Linked DNA regions of Homo sapiens: region 2 is linked to region 1. A link is a loop called in an ENCODE intact Hi-C map of the cell type or tissue named here. Cell type or tissue: psoas muscle. All regions are shown on one strand.

Region 1 (8,000 bases):
GACTTTAACACAGTGAGACTCTTGTTGGAGTTCTGACCTCCAGTATGTGAGAAAACACATCTGTGTTGTTTTATGCCACTAAGTTTGTGGTGGTTTGTTAGGGCAGCCAGGGAAGCTATTACACTTTCTTTCCGGTTCTAGAGAACCGGAAAGAACACTCTGTCCTTCAGGCATCTCCCTTAGCCTCCTGGGGCTCAATTTTCCCATCTATACTGAGAGAGAAGGGGGCCCACCCATTTAAAGTCTGATTTCCCTTTGCCTTTCCCTTTACTCTCCTGGGAGTCACCAGCGAGCAGGATGCTGTCAGGGGTGGTGGACATCACTTGGCTCAACAGGTCTGCCTTGGCTGCCAGGACAACTCTCTCCAGGCCTCAGTGAGGTGGTGACACTTGCAGGTACTTGTGACTGCAGTTGGGGCCGGGGCCTCTGCAGTGAGCAGGACCTCCCCCGGGGAGGTCCCCAGGCTCACTCCCAGGCTGCCGACTCCCAAGTTCATGCCTCCAGCCCAGACCTCCGGCCTATGCAACTGGAGCGTGCACCCAATCACGTGTCCAAGGGATCCCTGCCACCTTCACTGGGGTGTCCCACTCAGTACGCATAGAAGCCCACTCGGTCTTCTGCATCTCCCCCGTCCAGAGCTTTCCAATTGTCCTTGTGGCTCAGTTTCTCTTGTGCCCCACATCAATCCCTCAGAAAATCCTGATGGCACCATGTTCAGCACAAACCCCAAATCTGGGGCATCCTCCCCCTCCAGCCCTCCCACTCAGGCCCGGGCCCCACCCCTCAGGCCTGGACGCCTACAGGAGCCACGTCACGGTGTCTCCCTGCCCATAAATACATGAGGTTGCACAGCTCCCCACCTGCGGCTCCTGGTGGTCTTGCTGGTGACATCTGTCTGGACCCCTCTGACTCATCTCTCCATGGTGTGTCCCCTCCCCGACGCCACTCAGCTGCCCGGGCCACCTCGCTGTTCCTAGAATACCCAAGCTCACTTCTACCCCTGGATCTTGGTGCTCACTGTGCTGTTTGTCCCAGAGCTCTCCTCCCCAGCCCGGCAGACTCCCGCCTTCCTGTGTGCTTCAACCCAAGGTCTCCTCTGACCCCCACAGAGAGCTGGAGCCCCTTCCCCTAAGAATCCCCAGAACCAACTTGCGAGAACCACAGAATCATCTGTCCCCAGTCCCCATGGTCTGAAGGCTGGCTCACGGGGCTGGAGCTGTGCCTGCCTGGACCCTTCCATAGCCCTGGCACCTGGAACAGTGGGTGTTCACCTAGCCCTCTTGGAACGGTGGGAAGGACAAGGGAGCCCAAGCCCCAGATGGCCTGTCCCCACATCCTTGGAGCCAGCCTGGAGCTGGGACTCGGCCCTGGGCTGCACCTGCCCTTGTGATGGCCGTGGGCTCTCTGCAGCCAGGCCAGCTGCAGCCGCTCTCTGCTCTTTGGGGGACTTCACAGCACGCCCTCCTGGGAACAGCATTGCTGGGAAGTGCAGTGGCCCGGCCCGGGCTCGGTGGCCCAGGAGCTGCATGCCCCCCACTTCTCCTCCATGGCTTCTTCTCCCCTGAAAGAGACAGGCAGAGTTCTCTGCCAACCTCAGGCAGGGCCCATCTGATGTTGGTGCCAGTCTCAGCTCTGGCACTGTCCGTGGTATCATCCCACTCTCCCAGGCTCCCGATCGGTACAATGTACCAGTCACCCCCAATGGTGTCTGTGCAGGGGAGGGGCAGTGTCTCGAAGCGGAGCCCTTAGAGAGTGTCTTTGTGTGTTCGAGCTGCTGTAATAAAAGTAACACAGACTGTGGGGCTGAAGCAACAGACGTGGACATCCTCACAGCTCCGGAGGCTGGAAGGCCCAGGTCAAGGTGCTCACACAGTGGTGTCTGATGAGGCTCTCTGCTGTCTTGCTTGGTCCATGCTGTGTCCCCACGTGGTGGGAGGCCAGGGAGAGAGCACACACTCTGGTCTCTTCTTATAAAGGCACCGATCCTTCTATGAGGCCTTCCGTGGGATGAGATAATCACTTCCTGCAGTCCCCTCCTAACACTGGGGATCAGGGCTTCAACATAGAAATGGGGGGTGGGCAGCAGGCCGGGTGTGGTGGCTCACACCTATAGTCCCAGCACTTTGGGAGGCTGAGGCGGGGGTATCACTTGAGATCAGGCGTTTGAGACCAGCCTGACCAACATGGCAAAACCCCGTCTCTATTAAAAATACAAAAATTAGCCGGATGTGGTGCTGTGTGCCTGTAATCTCAGCTACTCAGGAGGCTGAGACGGGAGAATCACTTGAATCCAGGAGGCGGAGGTTGCAGTGAGTGGAGATTGCACCACTGCACAATCTGCCTGGGTGACAGAGCAAGACTCCATCTCGAAAGAAAGAGAGAGAAAGAAAGAATGAAAGAGAGAGAGAGGGAAAGAAAGAAAGAAAGAAAGAAAGAAAGAAAGAAAGAAAGAAAGAAAGAAAGAAAGAAAGAAAGAAGAAAGAAAGAAGGAAGAAAGAAAAAGAAAGAAGGAAAGAAAGAAAGAAGAAAGAAAGAAAGAAAGAAAGAAAGAAAGAAAGAGAAGAAAGAGAAAGGAAGGAAGGGAGGGAGGGAAAGAAAGAAGAAAGAAAGCAAGCAAGCAAGCAAGAAAGAAAGAAAGAGAAAGAAAGAAAAAGAAGAATGAGAAAGGAAGGGACGGAAGGAAAGAAAGAAAGAAGAAAGAAAGAAAGAAAGAAAGAAAGAAAGAAAGAAAGAAAGAAAGGAAGGAAGGAAGGAAGGAAGGAAGGAAGGAAGGAAGGAAGGAAGGAAGGAAGGAAAGAAAGAAAGAAAAAGAAAGAATAAAGGAATGAAGGAAGGAAAGAAGGAAGGAAGGAACTGGGGGGCCACAAACATTCAGTGCACAGCAGGTCACCTTCTAGTTAGGAGCAAGTCGATTTGCTTCTCTGAGCCTCAGTTTCCCCATCTGTAAAGTGAAGACACAGTGGTGTTACCCACATGGGTTGTGCGTGAGGATTAAATACCTGACTGCTTAGCAGGGTGCCTGCCCCGAAGGAAGCGCCCCTGTCTATTTCAGTTTGCTCTAAGCCCCAGGAAATAAGCAGGAGGCAGCAGAACCGCCCCTTTATACCCCAAGGCCCAACAGCCCAATGGTGTTTACCCCAAGTAAACCTTTGTTGTCCTAAAAGTCACTTGAGGCTAAGGTAAATAAGTACAGATAAAATACAGGAAGCCCAGGTAAAGATGAATTTCAGATAAACAAACACTGTTTAGTGTGAGTTTGTCCGGTGCAATATTTAGGACACATTCTAAAGAAATTACTCAACGTTCGTCTGAAATCTTCCTTTAACTGAGTGTCCCGTGGAGTTTGTATTTACTAAATATTCAGGTCGCAGGGTACCTCCACCTCTCGCGGGTTGCCTGCCCAGCTTTGGTCCTGGCACAGGTGCGATTTGGGGGTATGGCCACTGGGTGGCACCATTGTGCCACAGACAGGCCCTGCCTGCTTCTCTGGGCACTGCGGATGGGTGGGCTGGGCTCCCAGCCTTCTTCTGCACAGCCGCCTGGGCTTCCCTGCCACAGGGCACCTCATCTGAGCAGGGGGCCCTCCTGGGGCAGACGTCATCTCCTCCCGGGTCAGGTCAGTGCCAGAGGAACCCACGCCGCTGAGGAGCTGAGGGAGGGCACAGTCTCTGCCTTCCTCCTCATCTGTCCCTGCCTTTCTGTGCCCCTGCTCAGCTATCCCCAGGTCGGCCTGCCTGGGGGGTTTCTCTCTGTCTCTCTCTCTCTCTCTCTCTCTCTCTCTCTCTCTCTCTCTCTCTCTCTCTCTCCATTCAGCCTCAGTCCGCCTGGCACCTGCCCTGTGGCTCTCCCAGGCTGTGGCTGGAGCAGTCCTGGTCCCTCCCCATTCAAGGGATCCCAGAAGAGCGTCCAGCGGAGGGGCTGCTGATGGCTTTCTTGCAGTGGCTTAGCCCAGCCCTGAGCCTGGGGGCCTGCACACAGCAATACTCTGTGAATGTTCGTCGGTAGGACTGGGTCTGGGCCTGAGGCACAAGGGTCAGGAGCTGGAGTGTGGCAGGGAGGCCTCTCGCTCCATCCAAAGGCCCTGCTAAAAGTACCGACCAGTGCGTACTGCCTGATGTTCCACAGGTCCCCACTGTCCTGAGAAGCTCTGGGGCATTGCCGCAGCCTTGTCAGCGAGCTGTACATCTTAGGACACAGGGCCTTGTAGACAGCGGCAGCTGCCATCTCCAGAGTCCAGCCACCAGGCATAATCCGAGTGGGGACCCTGATAGTGCCAGGTGTGAACCCAACAGCTGGCTCTGTGCACCTCATTGTTCTGAACCCTTTACCTGCACTAACTCATGTCGTTCCCACCACAGATGTGAGGCAGGAGCTGTCGTCTCCATTCTGCATATGAAACCAGGCATGTGGGAGCTGAGTCCCTAACCCAAGGCCTCAGGCCAGTAGGTGGCTGAGCTGGGAACAGATGAATGAATGAATGAATGAATGAATGAATGATTTGTCCATATTGCTCAACCTGGGCAGAGAGATGCCCAGATATAGATATGATCCCCACTAGCCTAGATCCTAGAGATCATGGGGGAAAGACTGATCATGTGGCCTGGGTAAATGACCCCATGACTCAGTTTCCCTCTCTGCCCAACTGCAGTGAGCTGAGCTGTTTCCCAGGCTCAGTCACTGTGAAGTGCAGTGAACAGGAGCTGGCAAGAGGGTTTCCCAGCATCCCTCTGCAGTGTTCCCCTTTGGCCTTCCCTCTGCTTGGGACCCTTGAGCTCAGCCCAGGCCCAGATAGCAGGGGAGGGGGGCTCTGAGTGCACTCCAGGTGAGGGATCCCTTTGGGGCACCCCGCAGAGGCCACATCCCTTCCTGGTACCCAACTGGAAGGGTCCTGCCCACCTGCACTGCCAGACCTCCAGGAACCTCCAGGAAGCCTGCATGGGGAGAGATGGGGCCTGGATCACCTCCAGGCGGTTGGGCAGAGCCACTGTGGCCTTAAGTACCTGCATAAATCACTGCATTTACCACGCATTTCCTTGATGGGGTGTCAAGCTCGGAGACTGCAAGAGTCAGCATGAATAATTCAGGGCTGGGCTGTCTGTCCCCATCCAGAGGAAGAACTGCTGTGATGGAACTGGAACTGCACAGCACAGCGAGGCTGGCACAGGGGGTGGGGGCCGCTTGGACGAGCGCTCAGGGCAGTTCTGGCTTGAGAAAACTTGTCTGGCTGAGCCGAGCACACGGTCCCGGCTCACACCTTCAAGGACAGGCTGCTCACCACCCCAGGCAACCCACTTGATGACTGGACAGTGACCAGGGTCAGAGGGGGCTCCTGACCCTAAGAGGACACTTGCTCCCTGCACCCTCCCACACAGCCACAGCTCTCCAGGTCCTAAGAAGACCCCCCAGAAGCTGCTCTTCCCACGCCGATAGCCGGGGGCCTGCACCTGGTCACAGCTTGGGCAGAGACACAGGTGTTGCCCAAGAAACAGCAAGGTGGCATGAAGATTGGCATGGCGAGGCCTCGGCTGGAGGGGAGGGAGTGAGCTCCACAGGCCCCCTCTGTCCTGAGACACTCTAGGACATCACCGGAGCCTTGTCGGCTAGCTGCAGGTCTTAGGACACAGGGCGCTGTAGACAGCAGCAGCTGCCATCTCCAGAGTCCACCCACCAGACATAATCCAAGTGGGGACCCTGGTAGCGCCAGGTGGGCACCTGACAGCTGGCTCTGTGCACCCGACGGTTCCCTGATAGCACCAGGTGTGCACACGACAGCTGGCTCTGTGCACCCAGTGGTTCTGCTCACTGCTTCCCAGCCTAGTCCTCCTTCTCCCGTCCCCCACCCTCCATACCTTCCCGTCCTGGGTGTCCAAATCCCACTCACCAGGCAAGGTCACGAAGCCTGCTGAGCCTTCAACTTCCTTCCCCGTGGACCCTGGTCTCCCCTCCTCTGCCAGCCCCAGGCTGTGTAGGGGTGACCACCTGCCTCCTTGGGATGACTTCTGCCCACGGCTGCATCCCTGCCCCTCCTGGGGGGAGTCCTCGTCACAGCGTCTCCAGCACCCCACTAGGGCCCAGCACTCAGCAGGCACCCCCAAGTTCTCTGAACAGATGGAAGGAGCAATTGTGGGTGTCGTTCTGGTGTCTCTCTCGTCTCTCGAGTCAGTGTCCTGTAACAGCAACGGCCATGAGATTCTGCGAGCAGACAGAGGAAGACTCTGTATGGCAGCAACAGTAGCCCCCAGCCCGCCTTGTCTCTGTCCAGCCCCTGAGCTGGCGCTGCTGCAGCCCATCCTCTGGCCCCTGACACCCTCCGGGGCAGCAAGGAGGGCACCATGGCTTTGCCTGTGGTGGTGGTGACTGCCTGGAACCCTGGCACTGGACCACCCCTCACATAATCTCACCCAATCCTATGCTTGGTAAGGCGGGCATGATCGTCCTCGTGTTACAGGTGCAGGAAGCTGAGGCCCAGAGCACTGGGTGCCTTTCCTGAGGTCACAGAGCCAGGAAGTGGCCGGGCAGAGATTTGGGCCCTTGCCTACCCCTGGATGCATGGGCACTGACGATTCTGCTTCTCAGGACTCTGGGGCTCCCGAACCTGGACCCGGTGAGGCGTCACCGAGGCGATGCCTGCTTCCCATGAAGCTGCAGGTGAGCGTGAGCTGTGCCGAAGACGTCAACACAGGGCGATTTTGTTACAAACAACAGCTGCTCTCAGGGGAGGCCCATGGCACATGGCACACAGCCTCCCACAGCACACTGGCCTCCCATGGCCCACAGCCCACGGCACACCGGCCTCCCATGGCAGAGCCCCCTGAAGCTGCACCTGAGGAAACCCAGGACTCTTGGAACATAAACGAGGGTGAGGGTGAAGAAGGCAGAATGGCTCTGGAGCCCACTGGGGGTCCGGTCAACCGCTGGGGGCCCGGTCATCCACACACACACCTTGAAGCTGACCTCGGAGGCCTCGACAGGCGGTGGCCGGGGCACGGACGAGGGGTCTAGGACCCTGGCACTTGGGAAGCCTAAAAGCAAACGAGGTTAGGGTCTGGTGAGCTTGTGCTAGGTGGAACCAGGAGCCGCCCTGAGGCTGCCCCTGTCCCACACCCCGCGGTTCCCGTCAGTCCTGGGGACGAGGCTGGGGCCTGCCCCAGGGGGAATCTGCCTTCCTAAAGAAGCAGTGGGTGGAGAGCCACATCTGGGGCTAGTTTTCTGTGAGATGATCTTTAGCATGTTTCATTCCCGTTGTCTAAGGAGTCTCCGGGTTAGGCTGGGGCCCTGTGTCCACAGCGCACCTGCCAGCCTTCACGCCTTTCCCCCATCATGCAGCACATGCCTTCATGGGTTCTAAGGTGATCGTCGGTAATCGCCATTGAGGCACCCCATAATAGTCTACCTGGTGGACGCTCTGGAATGTAAACCTTCATCAGACAGCTCCATTTTCCAGGCATTTGTTTGTTTTATGAGTGGCTATGGTGGATTCCCAGGGCTGCCATGCCCAGCCCCACAGGCGGGGGTGTTGAGCAGCAGACACGTGCTCTCCCTCGCCCTGAAGGCTGGAAGTCTGAAATCGAGGTGTTGGCAGAGCCAGGCTCCCCTGCAGGCACAAGGGCATGGTCTGTTCCAGGCCTCTCTCTCAGCCCTGGTGGTCCCTTGGCTTGGGGGAGCGTGACTGTAACCTTCCCACCACGTTCTCTCTGTGGACATGGCTGGGTCCAAACATCCACCTTTTATGGGGACACCGGTCATGTTGGATTAAGGGCCTGCCTGACTCTGATGGACCTCATCTGAACTAATTACCCCTGCAATGACCCTACTTCCAAGTCAGGTCACATTCTAAGGTCCTGGGGATTAGGGCTTCAATGTATGCATTATAGGGGGAAGCAGTGCCGCCTGTAAGCGACAGGTCCACACACGCCCGGCATCCTTGGGGCACTCCGGGACCTGAAGCTGTCCAAGCAAAGCCCGTGGGTCTTCCTGGCGACTACTGCCAGCGGTAGGGA
Region 2 (8,000 bases), 440 kb after region 1:
CCCTCGGGGCTTCTACACCAGGTGTCCCCTGCAGGGAGAACTTCCCAGCGTGGGGACCCCAGAGGCCTCAGCAGAGCTCCCTTGTGCCTCACTAGTCAGAGCTGCAGCTGCTCGACAAACTGGGGCCTGCCCCAAAGGGCCACGGAGCGCCAGTCTCCCAGTAAGATGAAGGGTGGACACTTCCAGGGCCAGGCACCTCCTGGCACATCCTCAGCCTGGGATCTGCGCTCTGGGACTGACTTGGAACTCAGAGGGCAGGGTCTGGGCCCGTGGCAGCGCCGCCCCGTGGTGCTGCAGAGCTGAGGTGCCTTCAGAGAAGATGCCCATTTATTCTCACTGCTCAGGTGTGATGAGTGCGGCGCTGCCACGGAATGCCACACGGCTGCTGCCAATAATCAGGCAGATATACCCAATGGAGAGGCACCAGGGTACACTGCAGAAAGTCAACGGCAGAACAGTGTGGACTGCATGTGACCTTTTGTATAAAACCATAGAAATAACTTTAAATAGAAACATCGGGGGTCAGACGCCATGGCTCGCAGCTGTCATGCCAGCACTTTGGGAGGCTGAGGTGGGAGGACTGCATGAACCCAAGAGTTCAAGGCCAGCCTGGGCAACATAGCGAGACCCCGCCTCTAAAATTTTAAAAGTTGGCCAGGCATGGTGGCGTGCATCTACAGTCCCAGTCACTTGACAGGCTGAGGCAGAAGGATGGCTTGAGCCCAGGAGTTCAAAGCTGCAGTGAGCTATGATCTTGCCACTGCACTCCAGCCTGGGCGAGAGATCAAGACCCTATCACTTCATAAAAATAAAAGAGAAACAAATCAGGATTTTTTTTTCTGGAAGGACTAAAAAGGACTGCTGCAGTATTTCTGGGGAGAGGGTCTCATGGAGGAGGGAGGAAGGTGTAGGTCTTACCTTTGTCATCTGTGATATTTACATTTTTAAAGCCCTGTCAACAATTCACTTAGGATTTTTTTTTCATGCCACTTAGAGTGGCCCATGTCAGGAAATTATGAGTGTTTTTATTCTCTGTAACTCTAAAAACAACCTCAACATAGCAAGCCTGACACCTTTTTTAAAAATACCAATCTGGTGGATCCCTGCTCCAGAGCAGCTGCTCTCCAGTGTGGTGAGAAACGCTGGCAGATACGGTCTTACTTCTCGAGGAGCCCCATCCTCTTCACAGATGTGGACATGGTGGGGCAGGCGTCGGACAGCGCCCTGGGAAGGGCCTGTGCAAGGCAGCCTCAGCCGCTCTCCCCCAGGAGACATTGTAAGGATCCGTGCACAATCTTTATGATATGAAGATGCTGCGCACGTTTCAAGCGGCTGCATCTGAAACAAGCCAGGCAGTCAGCTGGGGGCTTCCGAGTAACTGTGGCTTCTCTGGCGTGTGATGTTTATGAAATACGGTTCATCACTGTGAGGATGTGGAGAAAGCTGGGAGGAGGTGGGCTGAAACACAGCCAGAGCAGAGACCACAGCACTGACGACTGCTGGGGAAGCTCTCCTTGGTTTGGCCTCCCCAACCAGGCCTCGGCTGGCAAGGATGCAGCTCATGAAATCTTCTTCCTCGGGGTGGTCCGGGGTGGCCGCAGCTCCGCAGGCCCATGGGCAAACGGGCAGCAGTCCGTGGACAGAGCGCAGCCATCAGGGTGATGCATGAAGAACCAGCAGAGGCGGGTTTTGCAGGCTTCAGAGAGCAGTCTCTGTTTCGCTTCCGGTTGCTTTGTCTTCCACAGTGTCTCCTCTCGCCAGTCGCGGATGTGAACTCTCCCATTCACAACTGTGGTTTGGAACAGAGAAGACACACTGAGAAGTAAACCTGAAAGTTCCTTAATTCACCAGCCTCTCTTTAGCTCCCACGCCACGGGAGGTGCCAATCCAGGGTCAGGGATACAACCGGAACACAGCCTAGAGTTCCTGCTGGTCACAGTGAGTCTGCCTCCAGTGGGAGTGACTGAGGTATGGGATGTGTCTTCAGGCAAGGCCGGGGAAGGTGAGCCCTGCGGGAAGTGAGCGGCAGCCCTGCGCAGACCCAGGAAGAGCATTTTAGGCAAAGCAGCAGCAAACCCGAGTGTCCCAGGACAGACTGCACCAGGACTGGCCACATTCGAGGGACAGCCAGAGGGGAGGGCAGAGGACAGAGCTGGGTCCCTTGTGGCCTCATCATTGAGGCCACCGACCTTCCCTCTGGCTGAGAGGCAGGTCCTGCAGAGCCACCATTTTAGAAGGATCACTTGAGTGGAGGAAGGAGGGACCACGGTGTGAGAGCCGAAACACGAGAAAACATCTGTGCTGCAGCCCCGACCTCTGAGGACTGTGTCAGCATTACGGGCAGAAAGAGGGGCAAGGCGCAGGTCCCTCCACGCAGTCTAAGGACGGGGCTGGTGCAGGGCAGCCTCTGCTCCTTGGTGCCGTCCCGGTGCACTGGGTTTACATGCGCCTCCCAACCGGAGCCCCTCCAGGTGCAAGTGTGGAGTAACAGAGGCCAATGAGCTCTGGAACAGGAACACGAAGGGGGACCTGCCTATGTGCAGTAGTTTAGATACCCCCTCTGAAAGTGCCACTGGGACCCAATGGCCAGGGCTGATCTCCAAACTGGGGAGCTGGAGGGACATCAGAGTGGGGTGGGGCCAGGAGAGGGCTGCTGTGGGCCCGCTCGTCACCTGGGTCCCAGGCCTCGCAGGCCTCCTCTAGGCTGCCTCCTGACCCCGCCGCCCAAATTGGGCCGAGATACCCCCCTACGCTCCCATTTGGCCGTTTCCTTGTGGGAATCCAACAACTCCCCGTGAAACATGGCCAAAGCAACCACCTCCTTCCTGGTTCTCGCTGGAAGCTAGGAAACCGCTCACGACAGAAGGCTCGGGGGAATAAAGGAGCCTCAGTGAGGAAGTCTGGCTCACCGACTTCCAAAGAGAACTTGAAAGTGTAGGAATTAAAGCTCGAATTCTGCCTTCAAATCACCTTGTGTGTGGCAATAACGAGCCTGTGTGCTTTTGACAGACTGATGTTTTACAGTTTCCCCTGAAACTAGAGAAATGAGCCCAGAGAACGGCGCCACAGTTGGGGGCTCACCCTCACAGCCTGGCTGGAAGCACCGCCAAGGCCAGGCCTGACCCTGTTTGCCCTCCCACGGCTGCCTCTCTGTCTCGCCTCCCAACATTGGAGCTGAGGTTTCTTAACCTGAAGTCTCCTGTTAAGGCAGTCCCGCGACACTCTGCCCATGTCCCCACAGCAGCACCTCCTGGCGCAGCACAGAAGGGCACATCCTGGCCACTGAGGGACCTGGAACCCTCTAAAGGGTGCTCAGGAGGAGCCCCAGGGGCCAGAGCTTCCCCCCAACTCCCCATGATCCCAAACAGTGAGGGGCCTCTGGCCTGATGCCCTGACCTGTCAAGAGAATGGGGGGTGGGGGATCACTGAGGCCAAAGGCTGAGTACAGATTCCCCTCAGAGCCAGCCTCGGCACCCCCTTCCCCACCACAACGTGACAGGCCAGCTGGCGGCAGGCCCTCCCACGCGGCTCCGGAGTTAAGAGCACACCCAACCATGTTTTGGAAGCAGGACCTGCAGGGTGTCTAAGGACTGAGGAGCGGGCGCTGATGATAGAGATGAGGCTCCCGAACGGCGCAGGCAGGCTCCAGGCTGGCCCAGCCTCACTGACCCACTCCCCGTGTCTACAACCCTGGACATGGCAGGTAGCTCCCGGCCGCCCCTCTTAACACCTGAGCCCCCATCTGGCCAGGTGCCAGAAGGGGCGGCCTTCCAGAGGCACTTGCTCTAGCCAGCTAGAAAGACAACCAACAGCTAGAAAGACTCTCCTCCTCTGGAAATGTGCTCCTCATTTTGAAATGGAACCACAGAGCCACAGTCTGCTCCACCCAAGTTCCTGCCGCCTCCTCCCTCCTTACCGTGCGCATCCCCTGGGACTCTACCTCAGCACAGGAGCCGCCATCTCCACCACTGCTTCTGACAGCAGACAGACACTCCCTTTCACCAAGTTGCTCTGAGGAACGGGTTGAGGATTACAGTCCTCGGATGATGCCATAGGCTCAGGGGTGCCAGTGCTGGGTCAGACCTGGCCCGGACTGTGGCGTGGCCTCTCCACTCACTGGGAGACATCGGGCCGGCGCACTGACCTCTCTGAGACTTGTCTACATGTTCAAGGAGGAAAGGCCTGCTCTGCCATGAGTGCAGGATGAGATGAGGCCCCGCGTGTACCCGGCAGCACGGTGCCAGGCTCCATACCAGCCAGCATGGATGCAGCGCGCCGCCCCTTGGCGGCCTCAGGAAGGGGCAGGGACAGAGGCAGGGCTGGCCCTTGTGGCCCTCATGGGTCATGCTCAGGGCTGGCTGACCTGAAGCCATCTGGAAACATTTCCAATTCCTCACTCTCATAAACATTTTCTGAGACTAGCCACGTTAGCTTAAAACAAAACCTAAACCTCATACAGAGATAAGACCCAGCTTCAGAGCATAGTTTTCGCATGACTGGAGGAGAATGTTTATTTGGAACCCAATTCCCAGGCCTCCTACTCAGAAGCGTTTCCAAAAACAAGTTTGCCCCCCCAGGGTGACCTGCACAGAAAAACACTGACATACAAGCAGACTCATCATGGGTGAAAAAGACAGTATTTCAGGAAACCAACAAAAACAAGTGTTGGGAAAGACAGAAAGAGGCCCCGTGGAGGTGGGAAGTATTCTAACTGCCTAAAGCTCTATGCAAGGAAGAGCAGACTCCAGGCAGCAGGCCCAGCCCAGCCAGCAGGCCCAGCCCAGCCAGCACTGCAGGCCCAGTGTCTACTCTGGGGGCAGCCTCAGGGACACGCTTCTGCGCCTGCCCCGAGAAACACAGGCTCCAACCATGCTCACCGGCCCCCCACCCAACAGCAGCTCTCACCTAGAGAGGCCAGTTCAGCTGAAAGCCAAGTTCAGCTCTCCAGGAGCAGGCAGGCACACAAAGGCAGTGTGTGTGTGTGCACAAACCCACACGCTTGCACTCTTGTGTACACATGAGGAATGGCACACACACCTGTGCTCTCTCACACACCCAGAGAGCCAGACACTGTACTGCACCTGATCCCCACGGCTACTTCATGGGCAGGGGACCCAGAAGCTAGGGTGTAAGCCAGGCCACTCCTTCCCACTGTGACTTCGGTGTCATCCCTACCCATCAGAGGCCCAGTCCTTTTCCTGGTCATGGCGGCTGTAACCCGACCAGCTCCCACTCTTACTCCTCCCAACCCTGGCTCTTTGCAAATGCTGTTCGCTCTGCCTAAAGCTGTTCTCTGTTCCTGACTCCTCTTTTCCTTCCAGGCCCAGCTCAAGTGTCATTTCCTAAGTAAAGCCCTCCTGAGCCCACTCGGGCCAGGCCAGTTCTCCCTGCACATCACAACTCACAGAAATGTGTGCTTAGGGCATGGTGGTGACACAAGAAGACACCTACTATTCTTAAAGATGCACGTGGAAGTACTTAGGGGTGAAATAGCATGCTAGCTAGAATTTGCTTTAAAATACTTACAGAAAGAGGAAAAAAAAAAAAAAAGCGCCACAAAGCAAGTTATGGCAAACTCCCCAGCCGCTGGCGCTGGTAAACCATGGCTCCCTGCCCTGTTCCTGCCCCCTCTGTGCACACCTGGAAGCTGCAGATGATGGAAGTGTGTACACCACTGGCACCTGGGTGAGCACCTGCTACATCTCCCCCCTCCCTCACTGCACCACCGGCTCCAGAAGGCCAGGGATGTGTCTGCCTTGCTTTGCGGGCTGAGTGAATGGACAAGCGGGTGGAGGGCCCTCCTGCCTCCCCATACCCTGGCAGTCCTGGAGTCACAGGGCGTTGGGGAGCAGGGGAACTGGGTACCAGGACCTCCGCCTGCCCAGGCCCGTGGGGCGAGGGCCACAGGAGTCCAGGCCTCCGCCTGTGGGGCAGGGCTCACTCTTCCCACTCCCCACCCTGGCTCTGTGGCTCAGGATGCTTTCAGTTTGCAGCAGCTAAAGATGACGCCAAACAATGACCCCCAGCCAACAGGGGACCGGCCAGCGGCTACCCGACTTGCTCTGTCCTGCGTGGAGCAAGTGGAGCTGAGGCGTCAGCAAGCACAGCATAGGGGGAGAGAGACCAGCCTGGGGACATCGCATGGGACGAGGTCCAGAGGAGCAAGGAGGGAACGGGGTGACCCACGTCCCACCCTGAGGTCAAATGCCACCCACGTCAGAGCTGGGTGGGGCACCGCGGAACTTGCTGCTTCTGTCAGATTCTTCAGTGAGTCTAAACCACTCTAAAATAAAACATTATTTAACTGAAAAAAGGGGGAAAAAGAAGGAAAGAACGGCGGGGGAGAGGCGGACTCCGTACCTTGGAACACCTGGTGGCTGTTCCGGAGCAGCGTCTGCAGGCCCCCACACTCCCGCTTCAGCCTCCGCAGGGTCTCCGTGTCCAGCTCGTTGGCTACTTCTGCCAGAGATAGGCTCTCTGTGGAAAAACGGGTTTTTTTTTTCCCCAAAACAACAGCAAAATATTACGAACCTGTCACACAGGCAGAAACAGTCCATTTCAGTTCCATACACTCACACGCGTTATGCACTCCAGCACGAAGGACGATTCCATCTCACCTAACCCACACCACACCGCACCAAACCGTGAGGGCCGTGGCGTCCCCACCCAGCTAAGGTGGCACAGCCTGACAAGACGCAGCCCCACACATGCCCCATGCCCGCACAGGGCCAGGCGTCAGGTGATGCTGCCTGCTCTGGGTGGTCACCTCAAGCTCTTCTCACTGGTGACCCATGAAGGGGGGTGGCTGTTTGGAGCCAGGGTTTCTCAGACTAAAGAAGGAAGGCCAAGCTGGCAAGCCTGGGGCCTGAGCCTTCCCAGTGGCTGCTCCAACCATGGGGCAGCCAGCCTGGCGCTACCGGCTCTAGGGTGGCCAGCAAGGCCATGCTAGGCACTAAAAAAAGGAACAGCACAGACACCACAGTGATGGTCTCTTTCCCATTCGAATTTCTGCTTTGAGAGCCTGCAGGTATTTCAAAATGCTCTAATCAGAAAACCTGGTGACATTAAAGTCATTTATTACCAAAACATCAAATTGGATATGAATGAAAGCTGGTTTTCCTGCATGTATTTGCCAGGAACTTCCTATCTGCCAGGTGCTGCACCTCACATCTTATCCACACCCTCCCAAGCTGCAGGAGAGCGGAGGAGACGGCGCCTGTCTGTATGCAGCTGAGCCTGTCAGACCCCTACGGATCAGGACACCACACTCCTGACCCAGGAGCCTGGTGCTGGCAGCCGCTGTCGCAGCTGCTGCGAGAATCCTGCCCACCCAGCCTGGCCAACCTTCTGAGTCCACCTCTCGGCTGTCTCAAATCCATTCTGAGAGGAGCGGGAGTGTTTTAAAAAAGATCACATATTGTCCCAGTCAGCCTTCCCTGTTGCCCCGGCTCTGGCCCAGCATGGACTCCATAACAGGGAATCTCACACTCAGCCATGGGTGCCTCCTGGCCTGGCATATCCGGCCTCTTGGTTTCTCATCCTTTGACGTGTGCGGTCTTGACTCCTAGCCAGGCAGGACTTGGAGCCTCTTGAGGGCAGGGCCCTTTCCTACCCTATTTCTCAGCAGTGTCCCACAGGGACAGACGCCGAGCTAGGATGGGTGAGGTCCTGGAGACAGAGCCACACATGGCCCACAGGCACAGAAACGCAGAGGTGCCTGCCTGAGGACAGGCTGGGTGGGGGCGACCAAAGGCCCTGAAGGCCGCCTGTGGGCGGGAGGGAGGCAGTGGGCTGAGAGGCCAAGGCCACGTGGAGAGTCCCTAACAAGCCCCAGACCCACGGACACCCATCTGGAGGGGACGGGGGTCCAGAGCCTGTTAGGTGCCCTGATTCCCAAGTTCCAAGGCGCAGGCAGGACTGAGCCCACCGCTCACCCATCCCCGCTCTCCATCTCCAGGTCTGTTCCTCCTTCCTCCTCACCCACCGAAAGCCGTCCATCC

Evidence for each region. Hi-C counts contacts between places; a loop is a spot of excess contacts. Peaks named below come from ENCODE experiments on the same cell type or tissue, not always from the same donor. Only the 100,000 strongest peaks of a DNase experiment are listed, where the experiment ranks them.
Region 2: a loop joins it to region 1, with 4 times the contacts of the local background. A loop is called at or near these places in 15 of 110 quality-filtered maps.

What each region holds. Positions count from the first base shown.
Region 1 is chr4:8,913,619-8,921,618 of GRCh38, reverse strand. No RefSeq gene overlaps it. Among named protein-coding and RNA genes, the nearest start is that of HMX1, 46 kb to the right of the region's middle. In psoas muscle, a CTCF peak has its summit at 3,439 (motif pointing right); a DNase peak (open chromatin) is centred at 3,448; H3K27me3 peaks cover 2,323 bases.
Region 2 is chr4:8,469,561-8,477,560 of GRCh38, reverse strand. TRMT44 (tRNA methyltransferase 44 homolog) reads right to left here. Exons shown (of 11, transcript NM_152544.3): 10 at 6,361-6,477; 11 at 1,006-1,789. The coding sequence ends at 1,560. Among named protein-coding and RNA genes, the nearest start is that of TRMT44, 33 kb to the right of the region's middle. RefSeq lists an enhancer at 5,648-6,296. In psoas muscle, no CTCF peak of the experiment used is centred here; a DNase peak (open chromatin) is centred at 4,813; H3K27ac peaks cover 261 bases.